Linked DNA regions of Homo sapiens: regions 2 and 3 are each linked to region 1. Evidence: chromatin loops called from intact Hi-C (ENCODE). Cell type or tissue: HCT116. All regions are shown on one strand.

The links. Hi-C counts contacts between places; a loop is a spot of excess contacts. Peaks named below come from ENCODE experiments on the same cell type or tissue, not always from the same donor. Only the 100,000 strongest peaks of a DNase experiment are listed, where the experiment ranks them.
Region 2: it touches region 1 in a loop (23-fold over the local background); 14 of 110 quality-filtered maps call a loop at or near these places.
Region 3: a loop joins it to region 1, with 15 times the contacts of the local background. A loop is called at or near these places in 109 of 110 quality-filtered maps.

What each region holds. Positions count from the first base shown.
Region 1 is chr11:2,416,344-2,424,343 of GRCh38, reverse strand. TRPM5 (transient receptor potential cation channel subfamily M member 5) reads left to right here. Exons shown (of 29, transcript NM_014555.4): 5 at 839-1,001; 6 at 1,294-1,424; 7 at 2,023-2,203; 8 at 3,146-3,312; 9 at 3,939-4,122; 10 at 5,753-5,817; 11 at 5,986-6,177; 12 at 6,515-6,617. The coding sequence starts at 1,308. Among named protein-coding and RNA genes, the nearest start is that of TSSC4, 20 kb to the right of the region's middle. In HCT116, CTCF peaks have their summits at 3,445 (motif pointing right) and 4,479 (motif pointing right); DNase peaks (open chromatin) are centred at 3,433 and 4,513; H3K27ac peaks cover 625 bases.
Region 2 is chr11:2,162,138-2,170,137 of GRCh38, reverse strand. It overlaps TH (tyrosine hydroxylase), which reads left to right. Exons shown (of 13, transcript NM_000360.4): 2 at 267-488; 3 at 1,473-1,647; 4 at 1,959-2,047; 5 at 2,205-2,272; 6 at 2,653-2,703; 7 at 3,106-3,251; 8 at 3,370-3,505; 9 at 3,589-3,658; 10 at 4,080-4,136; 11 at 4,375-4,470; 12 at 4,773-4,906; 13 at 5,746-6,209. The coding sequence ends at 5,905. Among named protein-coding and RNA genes, the nearest start is that of INS-IGF2, 4.9 kb to the right of the region's middle. In HCT116, a CTCF peak has its summit at 3,869 (motif pointing left); a DNase peak (open chromatin) is centred at 3,865.
Region 3 is chr11:2,192,426-2,200,425 of GRCh38, reverse strand. No RefSeq gene overlaps it. Among named protein-coding and RNA genes, the nearest start is that of MIR4686, 23 kb to the right of the region's middle. In HCT116, CTCF peaks have their summits at 3,047 and 5,309 (motif pointing right); DNase peaks (open chromatin) are centred at 3,035 and 5,338.

The DNA.
Region 1 (8,000 bases):
TCTGCCCCAAAGCCAGCCCCAGGGGTCCCAGGACACACTCCCTCTCATCTCTGAAGTTCCCCCCAACTCCTGTATCCCCTCCTGGGGTCACAGGTGGGCCCCTCTCTAGGAAATGAAGGTTTTTACAGAACGGTCCATTGTCTTCTCACAAAGGGCTTCTGTGGTGGACACAGCCCAGAGCGCCTGGGTACAAGGTGGGCACAGGAGAACCAAGGGACAGCCCTGTGGGATCAGGAGCTGCCAGGTAGCCCCAGGTCGGACAGGGTAGGGTGGCTGGGGGCCCACGGAGACCTCTGCCCAGCGGCCTGTGACCCGACGCGTGGTTCCAGGAGGGCAGACAGAGGAGCAGGTGCCCTCGGCCTGCCAGGGCTTGTCCTCAAGCACCAGCTTCCAATATTGAGTTTTCAGAGGAGCAATCGGAGGGAGGTGGGACCAAGCCAGACCGAGGTCAGCCAGGCTGGGGCTGGGCAGCTGACAGATGAGGCTGTGGGCAGGGGCGGAGCCAGGGCGCTGAGGGGCCAGTGCCGATCCTTGGATCCCTGCCACATAGAGAGGGGCTGAGATGCCCGACCTCACCGGGCAGCTGGGAGACATGAGCCCCATGAGGGTTGAGGGAATAGGGCTGAGGCGCACGCGGCCTCTTCTACCCCCGCTTGCTGATGTGGGAGCGCCACGGGAATAGCTCTGCTGCTGATGCTGTGTGGGCCGGGGCAAGGCCTCCTCTCTCTGTGTGTCCTGGGCCTCCTGGACCTCCTGGGCAAGGAAGGTGGTCTCTCGTCCACACCGCCTCCTGCACTTGAGCTGAGGGCACCTGTCTCACCTTTTCACCTCTACCCAGGTGCACCCAGGGTCTCCACATCCCTGTCCTGGGAGCGGGTGGGCTGTGTGGCCAGGGGACTGCAAGGCCTCTGCTGAGTCTTTCGGAGTTTCCAGGTCATCCCCACAAAAGGCCTCTGGAGAAATGTCTGCAGGTGTGGCCAACCTGAGGTGCCCTGAGTGGGGTGAGTAGAGGAACCAGGCGCTGACAGCGGAGCCCCACACATCCCATCCTCACCTGGGAAGGAGCTTGGTTGGGGCGGTGCTACAGCGAGTGTCGGAGCTGCAGGGGGTCGCTGGGCAGGGCCTGGCTGGAGAGAAGGTCCCTGGGGCAGAGATGCCTGGGGGCAGTCCCCAGGTCTCCTTGTGCATGTTGGCTGGAGAGGGGCTTCCCAGGGGAAAGCAGAGCCAGCCCCCTGAGGGGAGGGAGGTGGGGATGGGCCTTCTCAGCCCTCAAGGGCCAGGGTATCCCTGCAGCTCTAGAGGCCACCATGCAGGATGTCCAAGGCCCCCGTCCCGGAAGCCCCGGGGATGCTGAAGACCGGCGGGAGCTGGGCTTGCACAGGGGCGAGGTCAACTTTGGAGGGTCTGGGAAGAAGCGAGGCAAGGTAAGGGCAGGCCCCAGGCCTCAGGTGATGTCCGCCTTGACCTGGAACCCATGAGGCCCCATTTCCTTCCCTGGAAGCTGAGTGCCAGGGTCCTCCTCACCCCTGGGGTCTGCTCCCCTGGGGCCATATTCAGAGCCCCCAGACAGGCAGAGTTCCAGAGCTGGAAGGAGTGGCTCTGGCCGGCCTCCTACCTCCCTGCAATAACCGGGACCCCTGAAGTCCCCCCGAGAGATTTGGAGGTGCAAGGTCAAGTGCATCCAGGGCCCCACCTCTGTCCAGCGCCCTCGGCTCACTGAGGGGGATGCCAGCCCAGAGAGGGGTCAGGACTGCCCAGGTCACACAGCAGGTCAAGGGAGGACTGGCCCTGTCCCAGAAGGGATATTGGGGGCCACTCTCCTCCTGCTACCTGCCCCCAATGCCCAGCACCTCCCCGGTACCCCCTGTGTCCAGCCCCCTTGATGCCCAGCACCTCCCAGTGCCCAGTGTCCCCCCATGCTCAGCACCTCCCCAGTGCCCCCTTGTGTCCAGCCCCCCCCAATGCCCAGCAGCTCCCATGCCCCGTGCCCCGAAAGCCCTGAGCTGCAGACCTGCCTTGCAGTTTGTACGGGTGCCGAGCGGAGTGGCCCCGTCTGTGCTCTTTGACCTGCTGCTTGCTGAGTGGCACCTGCCGGCCCCCAACCTGGTGGTGTCCCTGGTGGGTGAGGAGCAGCCTTTCGCCATGAAGTCCTGGCTGCGGGATGTGCTGCGCAAGGGGCTGGTGAAGGCGGCTCAGAGCACAGGTGAGGCCCCACCCGGCACAGGCAGCGCTCCCACCCCACAGGGCAGCCCGACCCCCTGACTGTCCCCGCAACCCGGCACAGGCAGTGCTCCCACCCCACAGGGCAGCCAGACCCCCTGACTGTCCCCCCACCCGGCACAGGCAATGCTCCCACCCCACACGGCAGCCAGACCCCCTGACTCTCCAGGCCATCACGAGAACATTTCCCGAAACTCTCAGCCCGTCCTCTGCAGTACCCACAGGTGCAGCAGTGCCTACGTACTGGACCAGGACCTCCCCCAGCTGGGCCTGGCCCTTCCTTAGAGCTGCCCCCTCCACTAGCAGGGCCCATGGGCCGCCATGAGATGTCCCTGCTCCCACTCACCTGGGACCAGAGCACCCGGGTGTATACAGGGTGGGACCCCTTGGGGAAGCAGTCGGGCCGCCAGCTGCAGGGGCCAGAGTCCAATGGCTGGGCTGTTTTTTGAGGCAGCTTGGCCTATACAACACCCAGGAGAAAAGGACTTGAGGTTTCAGGATCCCTCACTAAATGACTGTGGCAAACCCAAAGAGATCTTCCAGCCAGACAAGGGCCGAGGGCTTTGTCATTTGGGAAAACATCCTGGGATTCTCACCCAGCAGAGGCAGCTGGACAGAGTTGTGTCGGATGTGTCCCGGAGGGAGCACGGTGGGGGGACTGGACCCCAGTTTGTGCGCTCCAGGTGGGGTGGGGGTGCCACTTCACAGGTTCTGGGCCCAGCCAGTTCTGCTGCTGAGCAGCCTTGGGTGGGTGCCTTGCCCTCTCTGGGCCTCGGCTTCCCCACCCCACCGTGAGGCATTCCCCAGCACCCACCCCTGGCTCCCAGGTAACTGGCTGCTGATTGGGCCTAGGGGTTAGGGCGTGGGGCCAGCTAGGGAAGACCTGGGGCGTGCGGCACAACGAGGCCCTCTTCCATCCCCACAGGAGCCTGGATCCTGACCAGTGCCCTCCGCGTGGGCCTGGCCAGGCATGTCGGGCAGGCCGTGCGCGACCACTCGCTGGCCAGCACGTCCACCAAGGTCCGTGTGGTTGCTGTCGGCATGGCCTCGCTGGGCCGCGTCCTGCACCGCCGCATTCTGGAGGAGGCCCAGGTGCACGTCCAGCTCCCAGCACCACGACCGCTGGGGGCCTGGAGGCAGGGGCTCAGAAGGGTTTGGGCAGCGGGCAGAGCTCTGGGAGGACAGGACTCGAGCTGGAGGAAGAGCAGGGAGCGGGCAGAGCCAGCACACGGCCGGCAGGTGGCAGTACCGCATAGGGAACGGCCAGCGTAGACTGTGGCGCGGGCCCTCACCCCCTCCTGTACCACACGGGCCCAGGCCCCGAGCCCTTTCCAAGCCTGGGCAAGCAGCTTCCGTCCCCCATGCTGGGGTCTGTCTAAGGCACTACCGAGGGAGGCCCGGGCAGCCCCTGGTGGATGTTTGGACGCCAGCCCTAGAGTCGGGAAGGAGGTGCTCCCGGCAGCCTGGGCTGTCTCCATGGTTCTGTCTAAAAGAACCCGCTCCCCACCGCCCCTGCCCCTGACTGTCGAAGGAGGGTCCCCGGGCCCCAGCTGTTCGTCCCTCCTTTTGTCTGAAGGGTGGGGAAACCAAGGCTCGGGCAGAAGCCTTGTGCGGGGCCCCATGGCGTGGTGTGCACGGCCTGGCAGGGAGGATCCCGCAGCGGGACCAGCCCAAGCTGCCTCTCGAGGGCTCAGCCTCGTCTCCCTGCATGGGCGCAGGAGGATTTTCCTGTCCACTACCCTGAGGATGACGGCGGCAGCCAGGGCCCCCTCTGTTCACTGGACAGCAACCTCTCCCACTTCATCCTGGTGGAGCCAGGCCCCCCGGGGAAGGGCGATGGGCTGACGGAGCTGCGGCTGAGGCTGGAGAAGCACATCTCGGAGCAGAGGGCGGGCTACGGGGGTGAGACCCGCCCCAGCCACCCAGGGAAGCCTTGGGACCCAGTGGGGATCCAGGGACCCGCCTGTGGGAGAGTGGGGGTGACCGCCAGGGAGAAGGGGGAGGGCTTCCCAGGCAGAACGCACCCCGCATGCCTGAGCACCGAGACCTGGGCCGTGGGGGCCTGGGCCGTGGGGGCCTGGGAGGAGGAGCTGTCTGGGCAGAGTGGTGAAGGAGGCACAGCTGGACAGAGTGGCTCTGACTGGACAGTGACATTCCCACCAGAGCAGGTGCAGTTCTGTTTTCACTGGGCCTTGCCGTGGTCAGAGGCTCCGGGACTCTAAGAGGCAAAATGAGATCGTGAGTTGAAAGAGGGCTACTTCCCGCCGCCAGGCGTGAGGTATGCTGCCGCCAGAGGGCAGCGTCACCCGAGAAATGGGCACCTCTGGCCAGTCGCACGTTCAAAAGCTGGACTTACTAAGAAAACGCTAGTGTGTAAATAATATTCATAAACAAAGCATATAATTATTTATAACATCTATGAACAATATACAATATTTAGAAACAGAATTGTAATTTCTTGGCAAGGCCAACTGAGCCCTCTGTTTTTTTTTTTTTTTTTTGAGGCAGAATCTCACTCTGTCCCCCATCCCCCAGGCTGGAGTGCAGGAGTGCAATCTCGGCTCACTGCAGCCTCCACCTCCCAGGTTCCAACAATTCTCCTGCCTCAGCCTCCCGGGTAGCTGGGATTATAGGCATGTGCCACCATGCCCGGCTCTTTTTTTTTTTTTTTTTTTCCCAGTAGAGACGGGGTTGCACCATGTTGGCCAGGCTGGTCTTGAACTCCTGATCTCAGGTGATCTGCCTGCTTTGGCCTCCCAAAGTGCTGGGATTACAGGCATGAGCCACTGTGCCCGGTCAACTGAGCACTCTTTAGAATTGAAAACACAAAGTCTCGTCAAACTCTAGGGACACAGGCGGAGGGTCTGGCTCTGCTCTGCGGAAGCCCTGCTGGCCCGGGCACCGTTTGGCCAGGCCTGATTTATCCTCCAGATTCAATCAGGAGGCACCTTTCAAAGTCAGGGGCCCGCCTGCGAGCCCAGTTCCCTGTGGGTGATTCTAAGGCACCTCCAGGCAGTTCACTCCCTCACAGAAGACAGGGGCAGGTCCAGGCCTCTCTGGGGGCTTCACATATAGACATCTCATTTCCAGCTTCTGTTTGGGGGAGAAACCTGAAGACTCCCTCCTGTACCTCTTCAGTTTGCTGAGTGGTCAGGCGCAGCCCACCCAGCAGAGCTCCCTCGATGGTCGAGATGCTGCCTCTGCCATGCTCAGCATGAGCGCGTGCAGTGTGGCAGTGCACCTGTAGGGCTGGGTGCTCCGTTTCTTCCACGTCACTTTGTGTTTTAACAGCCATATGCCAGCTGTTGCCACAAAGTGCGCGTGCTGGGTAGTGTAGGTTAGCATTGGAGCCCTCGGCCCTCATATGGCAGGGGCTGTAATAAGCAGCCTGTGTCACGTGGCCCAGACGAAGCCCACACTTTATTCGGAAGAGCCAGCTTTTGGCCAGAAAATGTGGTGGCCTGAGAGCCTGAGATCCGGGTGGTCACCCCAGGCGGAGGGTCCTCAGGCCTCACGGGTGCCCTGTCCACAGGCACTGGCAGCATCGAGATCCCTGTCCTCTGCTTGCTGGTCAATGGTGATCCCAACACCTTGGAGGTAGGGGCCTGGCTGAGGCCCCCTGGCTGGCCGAAGCCTTGTGGAGGGGTGCGGTGGGTTCTGGGCACCCCTGGGACAGGGCTGAAGGGATGGGGGCACCCCTGACACCTGCATCCAGATGTCGTCGGGCTAATCTGGGGTCCGCTCTCCCCTCCCTCCCCGTCTCAGAGGATCTCCAGGGCCGTGGAGCAGGCTGCCCCGTGGCTGATCCTGGTAGGCTCGGGGGGCATCGCCGATGTGCTTGCTGCCCTAGTGAACCAGCCCCACCTCCTGGTGCCCAAGGTGGCCGAGAAGCAGTTTAAGGAGAAGTTCCCCAGCAAGCATTTCTCTTGGGAGGACATCGTGCGCTGGACCAAGCTGGTATGTGCTGCCCCCTCCCCTGTCCTCCCGACCCCTCCTCCGGGGGTGGGGCTGGTCCTCTGGGAGAGTTCCTGCAATGCAGCCTCCAGCCCACTCCTCCCACCTCAGGCTGCTGGGCCCCCCACCCACTCTCGCTTCAGGCCCACAGGGAGCAGAGAGACCCAGGCAGCCCCTTGGTCTGCGGGTGGTCCCAGGCCGGGCCCGGTGGGCGGTGGGCATGCAGGCTGCAAGGCTCACCTGGGGACGCTGCCTGTGCCTACGCTGGTGTCTACCACGGCCTGCCTCTGCCCCCGTCCTGGCTGAGGCGGCCCCATGGGGGCTCTGTTCTGGTGCCCAGCTGCAGAACATCACCTCACACCAGCACCTGCTCACCGTGTATGACTTCGAGCAGGAGGGCTCCGAGGAGCTGGACACGGTCATCCTGAAGGCGCTGGTGAAAGGTGAGGGCGGGCAGGGTGGGCAAGGCAGGCGCCATTGGGGGGCTTCATGCTCAGAGCCGCTTTGGGGTTTGGCAGCCTGGCCAATGTTTGTGACGCTCGGCCGCCTGCCCCTTCCCAGGAAAGATGACACATGATTCATGAAGCTGTCTGTATTTGGCAAGTTTTATGACGTGTTTTTTACCACAACTTAAAACTATACTTAAAGCTCTCAATTCAGTGGTATTTTTTTGGTGGGGGGGTTGTTTTTTGTTTGTTTTGGTTTTCGGTTTTTTGAGACGGAGTCTCGCACTGTCGCCCAGGCTGGAGTGCAGTGCTGCGATCTCGGCTCACTGCAAGCTCCACCTCCCGAGTTGAAGTGATTCTCCTGCCTCAGCCTTCCAAGTAGCTGGGATTACAGGTGCACCCCACCATGCCCGGCTAATTTTGTTTTTGTATTTTTAGTAGAGACGGGGTTTCACCGTGTTAGCCAGGATGGTCTCGATCTCCTGACCTCGTGATCCGCCTGCCTCGGCCTCCCAAAGTGCTGAGGTTACAGGCGTGAGCCACCGCACTAGCCAATTCAGTGGTTTTTAGTATATTCGTGAGGTGGGGCGACCATCACTTTTATCTAATTCCAGAAGCCTTCATCGCCCCAGAAAGAGCCCATACCCCTTGGCACTCACTCCCCATTTCCCCCAGCCCCTGGGAACCATCGATCTGCTTCCTGTCTCTATAGATTTGCTGACGGGCATTTCGTGTCCATGGTTCCCTGCAGGCAGCGGGAGGGTTTGACGGTTCCTCCGTGTTGAAGCGTATGCCATTCCATGCTTCATTCCTTTTGTAAGGCGGAGTCAGGTTCCAGCCTGTGGACAGACCGTGGTTGATGCGTCTGTTCACCCGCTGATGGAAAATTTTGATGAGCATTTGATGTGCTTTTTGCTGGAGACGAACGCGTGCTGAAGGGCTGGACGCTGGCAGGCAGACACAGCCCCAGCAGGGAGAGGCACTGCTAAGCAGGGGCTGGGGACACCTTGAGGGGACGCTCTGGGAAGGGTGTCTGGACTGCGGGTGGCTCTGGGTTTAGAAACCTCACCAGGACAAGGAGGTCAAAGAAACCTCCCCGTTTAGGAACTCCCCCGCCTCTTCTCACCAGTCTCAGTTTGGTCCCAGTGGCCTGAGAGAGGCACCGTAGTCTTACGGGGTCCATGGTTGTGGAGGCTGAGGCTGGTGAGCCTCACGTGCGAGTCTGGTGAGGACAGCGGTTTCCAGCAGGCGCACCCAGCCCAGGTGCTGCAGGCCCCCCTTGAGTGACCCTGGTGACCTCACCAAGTCATGGCCAAATGCCCTTGCCCGTGGAGGAAACGTGGCCCAGCTTGCTCCCCCGACAACATCCAGGAAGGGTGT
Region 2 (8,000 bases), 250 kb after region 1:
GGAGCAGGCGAGCACCTTCCCAGCCCCCACTCCTCCCCCACCACCACTGCTTCTGACTGGGCTGCCCCCATCGGGAAGGGCGTGCAATGCCCGCAGGCACCTCGGCTAGCATCTGCCCCAGCAGGCACACAGTAGGCGCTCAAAAACGTGCTCTCATCCCCTGCCTCTGTGTGCCATCAGCGCTGCCCGACTGTGGGACCAGCTGTGGGTGGAGGTCCCCGGGTCTCAGCAGGTGGAGGAGGCATGGGTGCCCCTTGTCCCCACAGTCCCCGCGGTTCATTGGGCGCAGGCAGAGCCTCATCGAGGACGCCCGCAAGGAGCGGGAGGCGGCGGTGGCAGCAGCGGCCGCTGCAGTCCCCTCGGAGCCCGGGGACCCCCTGGAGGCTGTGGCCTTTGAGGAGAAGGAGGGGAAGGCCGTGCTAAACCTGCTCTTCTCCCCGAGGGCCACCAAGCCCTCGGCGCTGTCCCGAGCTGTGAAGGTGTTTGAGGTGAGCTGGTGGCCTTCGTGTCCCTGGGGCAAGTTCACCTGTGGGTGGGGCTGTGTGGGCTGAGTTCCTGACCCCTCTATAGCAGAGGTGCAGCTGCCCAGGCCCCCGAGGCCGGCACAGGATGCAGCAGGGGAGTCTCAGGCCTCAGCTCAGCCCCCATGGCATCTAGCCACACCCCCGTGTTTTTGAGGGATCCTGAGCCCACCCCTAGGGCTGAGGCTACCAAGCCCCACTGTGCCTCTTGCCTTGCCCATCCCCTGGATCCCCCTCACCCACCATTTCCCACGTGGGGGGCTCCCAGCAGGGCAGCACAAGAGGCAGGGGCAGGGCAGTGTGCCCTCTCCCACCCACCCAGCACAGTGGCTCAGGTGACCACTGATTGCATTAGTCACTCCGGCCCCACTGTGCCCCGGGAGGCAGGTGACCCAGCTCCCGGAAGAAGCTCCCAAATGACATTAAAGCCAGACTCCCCGCCCCCCAGCTCCCAGAGCCAGTTTTGTGGCCCGAGGGCCACTGCGACCCACCGCCCTTGTTGCTAGGCAACAGGAGGTGGGGGTGGAGCGGACCCTTCTGGCCAGTGTCCTGGACGCTCAGGGGCCAGTGAGACTCAGGGCCCATCCTACAAACCTGGATGAGGCCACCAGGGTTGGGGGCACCTTCTGACCAGTGGCTGAGGAGCCGGACTGTGTGGCATGGCCTTGGGACACACACACCGAGCCGCCCAGAACCAGGTTAAGCCTCAAGCGGTGACAACTCCTGGTTAGGCACGTAACACAAAATCCAACTTGCCAGTGGCAAACCCTGGCCTGGTGGCCGACAGCTGACCTGAGCCTGGAAGAACGGGATCTGTGTGCTGCTAGCACAAAAGTCAAGGGCAGGGCCTGGCCAGCCAGCCAGATGTGCCTCCTCCCCGCCCACCCCACCCTCTCTCTCCATCTCTGTCTCTTTCTCCTTCTCTCTCTCTTCCTGCTTTTGCTCCCTAAGACGTTTGAAGCCAAAATCCACCATCTAGAGACCCGGCCCGCCCAGAGGCCGCGAGCTGGGGGCCCCCACCTGGAGTACTTCGTGCGCCTCGAGGTGCGCCGAGGGGACCTGGCCGCCCTGCTCAGTGGTGTGCGCCAGGTGTCAGAGGACGTGCGCAGCCCCGCGGGGCCCAAGGGTGAGGCGGTTTTCTGTCCTTGAGGGCCACCAAATGACCTTGAGAGGCTGGGGTGCAGGGGCTCCTGCAGGGGGACCCTACAGTGACCACGTGGTGGTGGCCTGGTTCCCTCTCTGCGGGCTCCACTCCGCACCCCGTTTTGCTACACATCCGTGTCCGGGCCTGGGGCCACTCCAGGATCCCCCCGCAGCTCTCACAGCCCCGGCTGCCTCTGCCCCCCGGAAGTCTTGTAGGGGAGGCTGCTTCAAGGTGGGTGACACAGCCCCACGGCTCCGAGCTCACCAAGATCTCTTCCTCCATCACCCATAAAGTCCCCTGGTTCCCAAGAAAAGTGTCAGAGCTGGACAAGTGTCATCACCTGGTCACCAAGTTCGACCCTGACCTGGACTTGGACCACCCGGTGAGTGGTGCGCCCCTCACTCAGGCCTCCTGCCCCTGATCACATCCCCTACCCTTAGCCCAACCCTGGACAGGAGTCTGTCGGCTCCAGGAGCCTCCGTGGCCTGTGCCCCCACCCCAGCACAGCCTCCTGACCCGTGCATCCCCTCTGCCCTCAGGGCTTCTCGGACCAGGTGTACCGCCAGCGCAGGAAGCTGATTGCTGAGATCGCCTTCCAGTACAGGCAGTGAGGGGCCCCTGCGCTCGGGACCCAGACTCCGTCCTGCAGGCTGACGCTGGACCTGGGGGGTGGGAGGGAAGGACAAAGGGGAGGACCCATCTTGTCACCAGCATCAGTGCCTCCTGCCAGGCAGCTCTGCTCCAGGGCTTTCCATGTCCCCAAATCCCAGTGGGGAAACTGAGGCCCAGGGGGGCTAGAGCAACCTGCCGAGGCCACATAGCCGGCTCACGGCACAGTCAGCTGGGGTGCACCCTCCTGTCCATCCTCCAACCCAAAGGCCTCGCTGCACTAGGCGGGTGTGGACCTGTGCCCAGTGAAGCTCCCTCCCTCCCTCCTGCCCTTCTCACTCCCCGAGGGGACCTGCTGACCACTGGCCCCCTCCCCAGCGGCGACCCGATTCCCCGTGTGGAGTACACCGCCGAGGAGATTGCCACCTGGTGAGACCTCCGTGCAGCTAGGGGCTGGGGAGGAGCCCGGGGGATGCCTCCTGGAATCCTGGCGTGTGAGGGCCGCCTCCAGGGACCTTGGCACAACAGGAGAGACTAAGGCCGGGAAGAAGAGGGACTTGCAGGGCTCAGAATGTTGGGTTGGGAGGAAGAGGCTACCCATCCTGTCGGGCCATCCCCAGTGTGCTGAGGGACCGCCCCTCATGGCCCCCTATCCCCTGGGATTCCCTAAAGCCACCAGCAAAAGCCCCTCCCGGGGGCCTGGGTCTTCAGGGGTCCCCAAGAGGCCTGCGTTGGTAGGGGCTCAGGCAGGCAGAGGCACCCACAGTTCAGGAGGGGGGTTTCGGGCACTGGGGTGGGGCATTAGAGGGCCCTGAGCCTGGCTGCCCGCAGGAAGGAGGTCTACACCACGCTGAAGGGCCTCTACGCCACGCACGCCTGCGGGGAGCACCTGGAGGCCTTTGCTTTGCTGGAGCGCTTCAGCGGCTACCGGGAAGACAATATCCCCCAGCTGGAGGACGTCTCCCGCTTCCTGAAGGGTGTGCCCAGACGGGAGGGGCGCAGAGCCGGGGGGCCGGGGATGGTCAGCCAAGCGCCCCACCCCAGCGCGGCTCCAGCCCGTCCCGGCTCGGCAGTGACCCGCGTGGCCCCTTGCAGAGCGCACGGGCTTCCAGCTGCGGCCTGTGGCCGGCCTGCTGTCCGCCCGGGACTTCCTGGCCAGCCTGGCCTTCCGCGTGTTCCAGTGCACCCAGTATATCCGCCACGCGTCCTCGCCCATGCACTCCCCTGAGCCGTGAGTGCGCGCCCTGGCCGCCAGCCCGAGGGTGGGGGGTGCGACGGGCGGCCCCTCAGCCCCCTTCTCCCTCCTACGCGCAGGGACTGCTGCCACGAGCTGCTGGGGCACGTGCCCATGCTGGCCGACCGCACCTTCGCGCAGTTCTCGCAGGTACGCCGCGGCCTCGGAGGGAGCCGGGGTCACCCAGGGGCTGGCTTGGCGCCGGGGGCGGGCGGGGATCGATGTGCGGGTGGGTGAAGTGTGCTGCCTGCTCCCGGGCCCCGCCAAGGAGGCTCGGCGCCCCGAGGGTCGCGCGGCATAGGGCGGGGCTGGAGCGGAGCCTCCCACGGCCTGTGCTGCCACCTGCCGGCTACCTGGGAACGGCGCCCACGGGCTTAGGAATGTGGTCAAGGAGGGCTGCCTGGAGGAGGAGGCCCGGTGGAGGTGCGGATCCTGGGCGGCCAGGGAAGGTCTCTGCCGCCAGGGAAGTGTCCCAGAGACCCCTGGAGGGGCTGCTGACACCCCCGGTGCCCCCACCTCGAGCATGACCCAGGGCTGCCTCTCCCCATCCTTCATCCTCCCTGCTCCACAGGACATTGGCCTGGCGTCCCTGGGGGCCTCGGATGAGGAAATTGAGAAGCTGTCCACGGTGGGTTGACCCCTCCCTGCAGGGCCTGGGGTGTGGGTTTGGGGGTCTGAATCCAGGCCTCACCCTCTTGCCGTCCAGGCTGAGGCCTCTCCTTCCACCCACGAATTGTGACCCTCACCCTGGCCTGCCTGCATCCTGGCCTGGCCTCCCTGGGGGTGGTATCCTGGTCACGGGTGACCAGGGGCTGCCCGGTGGGCGGCAGCTGTCTCTGGGCTGATGCTGCCCGGCTTCCCCGCAGCTGTACTGGTTCACGGTGGAGTTCGGGCTGTGTAAGCAGAACGGGGAGGTGAAGGCCTATGGTGCCGGGCTGCTGTCCTCCTACGGGGAGCTCCTGGTGAGAGTCTCTCCTTGCTGCAGCCCCCAGCAGAGGGGCAGGGCTGGGGGACGGTGCAGGGAGGGGACAGGCTCCCAGTGGGAGGAAACTGAGGCCTGGACCTCCAGGACTCAGGCTCTGTTTGGGAGAAGGCTTGTCTCTGCCCAGTCCTCACCCCACATTATCCCAGGCCTCCGAAGGCCCGGCGGGGGAGATGGGGGTGACTCTACCCAAGGAACCCACCCAGCGTCAGGCCACGGTGCCCCAGTTCCCTCGGGGACCTGGGTGCAGTGGAGTCAGTGATGCCATTGGCCTCCTGCCAGCACTGCCTGTCTGAGGAGCCTGAGATTCGGGCCTTCGACCCTGAGGCTGCGGCCGTGCAGCCCTACCAAGACCAGACGTACCAGTCAGTCTACTTCGTGTCTGAGAGCTTCAGTGACGCCAAGGACAAGCTCAGGTGGGCTAGGCTGCTAGGGCAAGCCCCCCATGGTGCCCCCAAACTGGGCCAGCCAGGCCTTCCTTCTGGCCTTGAGCAGGGCTGGACCTGTGAGCCCAGGTCACAGATGAGAAAACCGACCCCTGGTTGCAGCAGCCCCCACACAGCAGGGACACCATCCGTGAGAAGGACCCCAGCGTCTGGGGAGGGGCAGACCTACAGGACTGGGGGCTGCTGGGTGGCCGGGTCAAGGCCAGTCTTGGAGGTGCTGACAGAGCCTGAGCTTTGTGAGGACGTCCTGTGGAACCTGTCCCGGCCCCCTGCCCTGGGATGGGGAGAAGTCAGGGGGATAGACAGAGTCAAGGTGGGGGACAGGGCGGGAGTGGGGTCCCCAGGGCTGGGGGCCTTTGGTGCAGTGACCAGAGTGTCAGGAGAGGGGAGCAAAGCCCTCTAGCCTCATCCTCATAAAAGGTCTCATCATTTTCCCTCCAGCCTCTTATGCACTGGGGAAACTGAGGCCAGGGGCTATGTGTCCAGCGGACAGGGGTGCTGAATTCCACCCACAGGCTTAGGGATATGGTCAAGGAAAGCTTCCTGGAGGAGGCCCAGTGGAGGTTCAGGGAGGGATGGGGTGCCCGGCAGTCTCTAGTGGAAAAGGCGCCTAGCCTATCTCCCCCATGAACCCCCTCACCCAGCCCTGGAAGAGGCCTCAGTGTCCCGCCTGTGACCAGTTGGCTCAGAAAAGCCCTGGGAGCTCTGAGCCACTGTGAAGGTGGAAACGCGGCCCCTGGCCTCCCCTCTCCTGGAGGCTGCAGACTCTGCCCGCCAGTTGACGAGGGCTCTGCCGCTCTCCTCCCCAGGAGCTATGCCTCACGCATCCAGCGCCCCTTCTCCGTGAAGTTCGACCCGTACACGCTGGCCATCGACGTGCTGGACAGCCCCCAGGCCGTGCGGCGCTCCCTGGAGGGTGTCCAGGATGAGCTGGACACCCTTGCCCATGCGCTGAGTGCCATTGGCTAGGTGCACGGCGTCCCTGAGGGCCCTTCCCAACCTCCCCTGGTCCTGCACTGTCCCGGAGCTCAGGCCCTGGTGAGGGGCTGGGTCCCGGGTGCCCCCCATGCCCTCCCTGCTGCCAGGCTCCCACTGCCCCTGCACCTGCTTCTCAGCGCAACAGCTGTGTGTGCCCGTGGTGAGGTTGTGCTGCCTGTGGTGAGGTCCTGTCCTGGCTCCCAGGGTCCTGGGGGCTGCTGCACTGCCCTCCGCCCTTCCCTGACACTGTCTGCTGCCCCAATCACCGTCACAATAAAAGAAACTGTGGTCTCTACACCTGCCTGGCCCCACATCTGTGCCACAGAGACAGACCCTGGGATCCTCAGACTCCCACACCCCCACCCCAGCCTCACTCAGAGGTTTCGCCCTGGCCTCCTTCCTCCTCTGGGAGATGGCTGGCCGCCCTGGCCAGGCAGCTGGCCCCTCCGGGCCTGGTTTCCCCGCTCACCCTGAGGCCCCGCCCAGCTCTGAGCCCCAAGCAGCTCCAGAGGCTCGGGCACCCTGGCCGAGCTGCCCCATCTCCGTGGGGTGCCCTCCCAAGGTGGGGAGCCACGTGACAGTGGGAGGGCCTCTCTCAGGCCTGGCAGGGAGCAGGGGTCACAAACTGTGCTGGCTGGGGGTGGTCTCAGAGGTGGGCCTGCAGGCCTAACCCTCCCTGCTGACAGGGCTCCCAGCCCTTGAGAGAAACAGGGATGGAGGAACAGCTGCCCTGATGCCCTCACCCACCCGGAGCAGGCCCTGCGAACCAAGGGGAACCTCAGTGTGGCCCCCAGCATGTGTGCTGATGGGGAGGGTCTGGCTGAGCTGGTGCCCAGGCAGATGGTCTGGGCCTGTCTCCCCAGCGAGGCAGGATGGGGGCTGGATTTCAGACTCTGTAAGATGCCCCTGGCTTACTCGAGGGGCCTGGACATTGCCCTCCAGAGAGAGCACCCAACACCCTCCAGGCTTGACCGGCCAGGGTGTCCCCTTCCTACCTTGGAGAGAGCAGCCCCAGGGCATCCTGCAGGGGGTGCTGGGACACCAGCTGGCCTTCAAGGTCTCTGCCTCCCTCCAGCCACCCCACTACACGCTGCTGGGATCCTGGATCTCAGCTCCCCGGCCGACAACACTGGCAAACTCCTACTCATCCACGAAGGCCCTCCTGGGCATGGTGGTCCTTCCCAGCCTGGCAGTCTGTTCCTCACACACCTTGTTAGTGCCCAGCCCCTGAGGTTGCAGCTGGGGGTGTCTCTGAAGGGCTGTGAGCCCCCAGGAAGCCCTGGGGAAGTGCCTGCCTTGCCTCCCCCCGGCCCTGCCAGCGCCTGGCTCTGCCCTCCTACCTGGGCTCCCCCCATCCAGCCTCCCTCCCTACACACTCCTCTCAAGGAGGCACCCATGTCCTCTCCAGCTGCCGGGCCTCAGAGCACTGTGGCGTCCTGGGGCAGCCACCGCATGTCCTGCTGTGGCATGGCTCAGGGTGGAAAGGGCGGAAGGGAGGGGTCCTGCAGATAGCTGGTGCCCACTACCAAACCCGCTCGGGGCAGGAGAGCCAAAGGCTGGGTGTGTGCAGAGCGGCCCCGAGAGGTTCCGAGGCTGAGGCCAGGGTGGGACATAGGGATGCGAGGGGCCGGGGCACAGGATACTCCAACCTGCCTGCCCCCATGGTCTCATCCTCCTGCTTCTGGGACCTCCTGATCCTGCCCCTGGTGCTAAGAGGCAGGTAGGGGCTGCAGGCAGCAGGGCTCGGAGCCCATGCCCCCTCACCATGGGTCAGGCTGGACCTCCAGGTGCCTGTTCTGGGGAGCTGGGAGGGCCGGAGGGGTGTACCCCAGGGGCTCAGCCCAGATGACACTATGGGGGTGATGGTGTCATGGGACCTGGCCAGGAGAGGGGAGATGGGCTCCCAGAAGAGGAGTGGGGGCTGAGAGGGTGCCTGGGGGGCCAGGACGGAGCTGGGCCAGTGCACAGCTTCCCACACCTGCCCACCCCCAGAGTCCTGCCGCCACCCCCAGATCACACGGAAGATGAGGTCCGAGTGGCCTGCTGAGGACTTGCTGCTTGTCCCCAGGTCCCCAGGTCATGCCCT
Region 3 (8,000 bases), 220 kb after region 1:
GACGGGGAGCCAAGAAGCGGGTTCTCACCAGCAACCGCATCTGCTGGCCCCTTGATCTGGGCCGCCCAGACCCCAGAGCTATGGGAAATGAATGCGTAGGGTTTAAGCCCCCAGTCTGTGGCCCTTTGTTCTGGCTGCCTGAGTTGACTGAGCTCTCAGGATAGCGAGCGTCTTTAGTCCCGGAGGCCGCCCACCAGGGCAAGATTGTGCAGGCCACTGCTTTCTCTGCCCTGGCCTGTCCAGAGCCCTGGTCGTTCTGTGCCCGCTCCCTGTCCAGCCCCTGCCTCTGTCTTGCCCTCACCTCCACACCCTGTCTGTCCTGCTCAGCACAGGGGACATTTTCTCCAGGTGGAACGGCCATCCAGTGCTCACCGGTGTGCCCGGGTAGGTGCCAGGGTGGAGGATGGGCTGGGACACGGGTGGGGAGGGGGATCTGGCCTGCCTTAGGATGCAGACTTAGGCCTCTCGGAGGAGCCCCGGTCCTATCCAGCTCAGGAAGGGGGCTGCTGGGCTGAAACAAGCAACTGGGGAGTCTGGGGACCCAGAAACACCTTGGGGCTCTGGGCTCACACCCTGCTAGCTGCAGGGCTGGCCCCGTGAGCCATCAGAGGAGCCAACAGCGCACCTGCGCTGAACGCTGCACCATGAGCTGACCCCGGGCCCCTGCCACCCTGCCGGCCATACCACATTCAGAGTGGGGCAGCATGCAGTAGGCGCTTATAAAGGCCTCGGCCAGAGTGGCCCAGCAACAAGTCTGCAGCAGGGCAGTCATGGGATGGGCCCCAGCTGTGGCCTGGGGGTTCTGTCCAGGGCCCACTGCAGCAACGGGCTGCTCCTGGAGGTGGGGCATTCTCTGTGCTCAGCCTCAGAGGTCCCTGGTGGATGCCAGGTCACCTGACTGTCCAAAAGTTCCAGCAAAAGGGCCCCTGTCTTGGGAAGGCCCAGGCTGAGGAGGGGAGGATGGCCCGACCTTAGGGGACATAGTCAGAGACTATGCTTTCAAGCCTCCATGGCCTCCCTTGCACGGCAGAGAAGTGGGTATAGAAAGTATGGTCAGGGAGCCCAGTGGAGACGGAGCTGGCCAGCCAGGAAGGACCTAGGTATTCTGGGCAGGAGGGTGAGAAGGGCTCCCTCCTCCAGGCCTGCCCAGGCCGCCTCCTGCTCCAGGCTCCGCTAGCTGCCCCGGGCTCCGCTAGCTGCCCTGTTCCCCGCACCACCACGTCCCCTCACGCCTGCGGCAGGGAAACAGGAGATGCTGTGGTTTTGTGACGTCTGCCCTCATGTCCCCAGCTGGAGGCCCTCTGCGGGTCAGCCTGTCTGACTCTCACCCACTCCTGGTTGTCCCTGTCTGCAGGTGCTGGCTGTGCTGGACAAAGGGCTGTGCCTTGGCTGGCAGTCCTCTAGGCCATTGGTCTGTGGCTGTCTGTCTGTGGTGGTCAACCTGCCCAGGGCAGACAGTGAGCTATGCCAGCCAGGCCCTGGCTCCCACTGCTCAGCTCAGAAGGTCCGGGGCTAGGTATGTCTGTGAGGGCTGTGCTGTGCCGACTTCGGACACCCAGGCGCGAGACCCTGCAGGCACAGGTGACTTTTGGTGCTGGAACAGTTGTATTCCCAGCCAGTAGCCAGGCCTAGCGCTAGTTAAAGGAGGGATGCTGGCCCTGTGGAGGCGAGAGGCCCAGCACCAGGTGGCCTCGTCTTGCTGTCCACCAGAACTGGGACGACATGGGGCTGGGCTGGCCTGTGAATGACCACATGGCAGGCCCAGCTCCTAGTTCTGTGGAGCAGGGGCCACGACCCCTTCCCTGCCAGTGGCTGTGAGGACAGGATCCTGGAGGGGGAAGGGATGCACCCGACATCCCTGGGGTGGGTTTTGAGGAGGAGCCCTCCTGATCCCAGGTGAAGATACTGGCCAGGCCTGGTCCCTGGACAGCCCCTAGAAAGGTGCCGCCTGCCAGGTCTCTGGGTCCTTGAGGTGGGCTCAAGGCCACCTCAGCAGACGACTCATGCCATGTCCCCACCCCGACGTGCATGCCAAGTCCAGTGACTGTGGGGACTCCAGGGGCCCCCACTGGCCCCCTCCTCTGTCCCCTGAGCTGGGCTTTGCCCTGGGAGAAAGGAAGCAGCGAGGTCCTGAGTGGGATGGCACAGGGCACGTGGGGTGTGGGTGATGGAGGACGTTGAGCTGGGTGGGGAGGGGTGGGGCATGTGTGCGGCCTGGCCATGTGGATCCTCCCAGGGGAGCTGAAGCCCAGGGGCCAAGATGCCCCGGCAGTTGGTGCCTGGTTAGGGAGCTGGGGTTGCGGACCGGCCCCCGTTTGTCACTTGCTGGCCTCTCCCCTGCTACCCTGCAGGCTGGGCTGTGGTGCCACACGGTGGTCTCTTTCTGGGCTGGGGTGTGATTCTTTCCTTTCTCCTGTGGTGTAAGAGTGCACAGCTGTGCAGGAGGCCGCCGAGGGCGTGTGTGTGACTGTGTGTGCTGCGCGTAGGGCCGTGTGTGCTGGCATCTGCGCACGCGTGTTTGCAGGGCCCGCAAGTGTGTGTGTGCATGTGTGGTGTGTGGCATGCGACGTGCCTGTAGAGAAAGTGTGTCTGGGGGCCCCACGTCCTCAGGCCTGGCGCCCATTGACCCCCGTTAAGCCCAAGCCCCATGGCTAGATTGTAGGCGGGACTGAGTTGCTTCGGAGACCTCTGCACTCGACTGTGGGAGTCTTATGGGGGCCTCCTGGGACGTGAGCAACCCCTGCCCTGCCTGGCAGTGTCAGCACCTCGGGCGGCCCACGCCTGGCCCCGCCACCCTTCCCCTGCCCCACTCCTGTGGCAGTCACGGTTGAGCCGCACCTCCTGCGGTCCTGTCCCTCCCTCGGGGTCCTGGGGACCAGCCTGGTTCCCTGAGAGCAATCTGATGGAGACCCCCTGAGTCCCACCCCAGCTCCCCTTTCCTGACCCCTTCCCAGCCCCTCTCCTCCTTGAGGAACCAGCACCCTCCTCCTGCAGCCCGGCCACCTGGACATGGGACGAGGGCCCCACCGTGTGGCCACCTGGACACCCTGCAGGGCGGCTCCTCGGCCTGACTTCTGCCTTCAGCACCCAGGGCTCCTCCTCCTCTCCGACTGTACATGTGAGATGGGAGACAGAGACACGGGGACGGGGACACAGAGACAGGGAGACAGAGATGCAGAGAGATGGAGGCGGGGAGACAGAGACGCAGAGAGACAGAGACAGAGAGACAGGGAGACAGAGACACAGAGAGACAGAGATGAGGAGACAGAGGCGCAGAGACAGGGACACAGAGATGGGGAGACAGAGATGCAGAGAGACAGAAGAGAGATGGAGGTGGGGAGACAGAGATGCAGAGATGGAGACAGAGACAGGGAGACAGAGACACAGAGAGACAAAGACAGGGAGACAGAGACACAGAGAGACAGAGAGATGGAGAAGGGGAGACAGAGACATAGAGATGAAGACAGAGATGAGGAGACAGAGACACAGAGACAAGGACACAGAGATGGGGAGACAGAGATGCAGAGAGACAGAAGAGAGATGGAGGCGGGGAGACAGAGACACAGAGATGGAGACAGAGAGACAGAAACAGAGAGACAGGGAGACAGAGACACAGAGAGACAGAGGGATGGAGACGGGGAGACAGAGACGCGGAGACGAAGACAGAGATGAGGAGACAGAGACGCAGGGAGACAGAAGAGAGATGGAGGCGGGGAGACAGAGATGCAGAGATGGAGACAGAGACGGGGAGACAGAGACACAGGGAGACAAAGACAGAGAGACAGGGAGACAGAGGGAAGGAGACGGGGAGACAGAGGCACAGAGATGAAGACAGAGACAAGCAGACGGAGATGCAGAGACAGGGACACAGACACGGGGAGATAGACAGACAGAAACAGAGAGACGGGGGAACAGAGACGCAGAGACAGGGAGACACAGATGGGGAGACAGAGATGCAGAAATGGAGAAAGAGATGGAGATACAAAGACAGAATTAGAGAGAGACAGAGATGGGAAGAGAAACAGAGACAGAGACAGAAGCAGAGAAATAGAGACGCAAAGATAGAGACAGATGGGGAAGAGACAGATAGAGATGGAGACAGACAGACAGAGACACAGATAGAGATAGACAGAGATGGGGAGAGAGGCAGGTAGAGACAGAGGCAAACAGAGAAACAGAGACTGATGAGGCCACACACCCATCCTTCTGTTCACCTCAAACCCTCTACCCCTCTCCCTGCTACAGATGGAGACCCCCATGACCTGTGTGGTCCAGAACCCAGGTCTTCACCTCCCCCCAGTGTTCCTGGGCCCACCGGTTTCTCGAGGATAATAGTGAGCATGGCGGTGGCTGGAGCCCAGAGCCAGCTGGGCCACAGCACAGCCCAGGGACGGCCCACCCTCTACCAGGCCAGATTCAGCCCCCTGATGCCAAGACCCCAGATCCAGCCCAGGCCCAAGCTGACCCCTGCCACATCTGCCCCTGTGAGTGGTGCCCACGAGATCTGATGCCCTGACTCACAGGCAGGGGTGGGCACCGGCCCCCCATCTTGGCAGGCCAGGACGCCCTCCTCCCAAGATGCCTCTTCCTCAAGGAGGTGGAAGCAGCCTGGCTCCCCTAGTCTGAAGGCCTGGGCCCCGCTGCCACTCACTGTCCACAGGCTTCCGTTTTCCCACCTGTGGAATGGGGGTGATGGAAATACAGCCCCAGGGCGTCGTGGTGCTGCACAAATTTGCGAGGCCACCAGTGCCCTGCAAAGCTGGGGGGTGCCCCATTGCGAATACCTCAGCGCAACCCTCCCCGGGGGCGGGAAGCGGGGAGCAGCCTTGCTCAGGGCTGGGGTCTGAACTTGGAGCCGCGTGGCCCCCCAGAACAAGCCAGGGCCTGACTGCATGAGTGCTCACTGCATGGCCGGTTTGCTAAGGGTGGGCTGGCCAATTCAGAAGGGAGGAAAGAGCCCTTGGTGGGAGTCAGTGAGGGGCAGAGGTCCTCTCAGGCCTCCAGAGACCTTTCGAGAAGCCCCCTGCTCCTACCTGGGTGTCTGGGAGCTGTGTGGAAGTGTCCCTAGAAAATTCTACCCCTGACTGACCATGTCAGGGACTTGGGGAGCCCAGAGGCATCTGGGAAATTGGGGCCCATGGGCACCCACCTTCAGTGCACCCGATGCCAGCTGGCCCGGGGGCCCCTGAGGTGCCCACAAATGTCCCCACAGACTGCCCTGTCAGGTTTGCCTGCCAGGCCCCTCCCCGGGCAGGGAGGGGGCTTTGTGGACCCCCAGCCTCTTTCCGGCACAGGCGGCCGGGAGCGAGGTTATGCCGCAGATGGCCGCAAGGGGGTGCCAGCCTCAGGGAACACCAGGGAAGGGGCTGGGCCTCAGTCTGCAAGGACAGAGATGGCCCAGCATGCCTGCCACCTGCCACCCACCAAGAAGTGTGCACCCCAGGCAGCAAGAGAGAGGATGACAGCTGCAGAGAAGAGGAGCGGTGGCCAGCGGAGCTTAGCTGGGGCATGGGCTTGAGTGTGGCTGCAGCCATCCCCATCCACGGAGCTAGAGGGTGTGGACAAGTGGGAGTGGGGCAGGCGCCGGAGCCCCTGGGAGCAAGCATGCTGGAGGGTCCCTGGGGTGAGCTCAGGGTGCAGGGGCCAGGGAAGCTGCAGGACCCAGGACCCCACCCCATCCATATCCCAGATCAACATGATCCAGGGAGAAACATACTTGCAACTTCTCAGCCCACAGATGCACGCAGTCACATACAAACGCACACACACTCAGCCCATCTGCAGCAAACTCACGTCCATGCCCTGCAGAAGCACCCGTGCACACCATGGAGACCCTTGTGCCCAGGAAGGGCGCACAGCCTGCTCAGGTTTGTCCCTGTCCCTGCAGGCAGGTCCCAGATCCAGCTGGGCGGCAGGACCAGGACCCAACGCCTCCCCATCTGCTGTCCCCTCCCTCCCTGTCCCCGCTTGCAGCCACCATCACCGCTCTCAGCAGGCTAAGCTGGCCTTCACAGGTGGCCTGGTCTTCCATTGACCCTCGGCATGCACACACGGGTGCACACAGGGCCAGGTTCACACACTCTGACTCTCACATGTGTGCACACAGGGCCGGGCTCACACACTCTGACTCTCACATGTGTGCACACAGGGCCGGGCTCACACACTCTGACTCTCACATGTGTGCACACAGGGCCGGGCTCACACACTCTGACTCTCACATGTGTGCACACAGGGCCAGGTTCACACACTCTGACTCTCACATGTGTGCACACAGGGCCGGGCTCACACACTCTGACTCTCACATGTGTGTGCACACAGGGCCGGGCTCACACGCTCTGACTCTCCCATGTGTGCGCACAAATCGCAGCTGTTTCAACACCAGCACTACTCTGATAAGTCCCCGGGCACAGGCCCCAGCTCCCCACCCCCCGGGTTTGGAGTCTGGGGTCTTGAGGGAGAAGAACGTGGGGCCGAGGGTACAGAGGGCTAGGCCTCGAGTATGGGGTTTCAGGTGGGGTGTCCCTGTGGGTGGATTCCCAGGGGCCTGCCCTCCATGGGGTTCATAGCAGCCCCCAGCGAGGGTGGACCGGACAGTAAACAGGAGCTTCCCTGCAGGCCTGTAGCTGAGGCCCTTCCAAGAACAAGGGTGGGGCTGGGCCCCTGCTGGGCACTGTGCCGAGCTCCCGCCCCGTGCTCCACCCTGTACTCCCTGCTCCAGGCCGGCCCGATGGTGCCTCCATTCCTGCCCCTGCTTTTCCCCTCCCTGTGTCCACTTGGGCCCCTGCTGCCCTCATGGACGGTCTCTCCTTAATTGACCCCCAGCCCGCATCCTGACAGAGCTGTGCCTTCCTCGGTCTCCCCGCTGCTGAGGACAGCACACGGCACACCCTGCCCCTGCCTGGAGCCTCTGCCTACCTCCCAGTGGAGCGGAGCAATGGTGTCACCTGTCACAGTGACACAGACCAGGGCCACTGTGTCGCAGAGCAGAGCAGCTCAGCGGTGCCCGCAGGCAAGGTCAGGATGCACATCCTGGGAGAGAACATCTTGTGCCACAGCCAGCAGGACCGTCTGGGGCTGGTGCACCCACCAGGCCCTGTGACGCCACTGTATCTGCCTGAGCCATCATTGCACCCTGTCACTCCGCTGATTCCCACCGTAGCCCACGGGGTTGGTATAAGGACACATGCCACCCAGGTGGGGACACTGAGGCCCACCGGAGAGTGGCCAAATGAGGCCTCGAGCCTGGGCCTCCTCTTTTTTTTGAGGAGACGGAGTCTCACTCTGTGGCCCAGGCTGGAGTGCGGTGGCACAATCTCGGCTCACTGCAAACTCTGACTCCCTGGTTCAAGCTATTCTCCTGCCTCAGCCTCCTGAGTGGCCGGGATTACAGGCATGCGCCACCAAGCTGGGCCTCGTTTTTACACAGCAACCTCCCCAGGGCCAACCCTGTTCTGGCCTCTGAGCTGCCCCCAGGCAGCCTCTCTCCTGTTTACCTAGACACTGTCAGACCCTGCACCAGTGCCTGATGCCCAGGACAACACTGGCCCCTCAGTGGGCAGGGCTGTAGCCAGCCTTACCCCTGGAAACAGGGGAGAAAGGGAGGGAGGGGGGCCCACATGCAGTGGTCGGCCGCTGTGCACCCCCCTGCAGAGTCAGCTCAAGACACCGGGCTCTGCCTTCTGGGGTTCCCAAGGCTGCTCCCCTGAAGAAGACTGCTCAGTCCCAGCTGCCCCAGACCAGGCCCTTGGTGGGGGGTCCCTGAGCCTCCACTCCCTCCGGGAATGGCTGATCCTCCTTGGAGCCGAGTTTTTGTGCTGTGGGGAGAGCACCCAACCATGGGGGGCACCCTGGTAGCTCACGACATGGACCCCTGCCCACGGGCATGCCCTCGGCCAGCCTGGAGACAGCTGCTCTATTGACTGCCGGGCCAGGAGTGTCCCAGGTTAAGCCAACAAGCCCCCGCTTTCTGAGAGAAAAATCACCTCCTTTGGGTGTGGAAT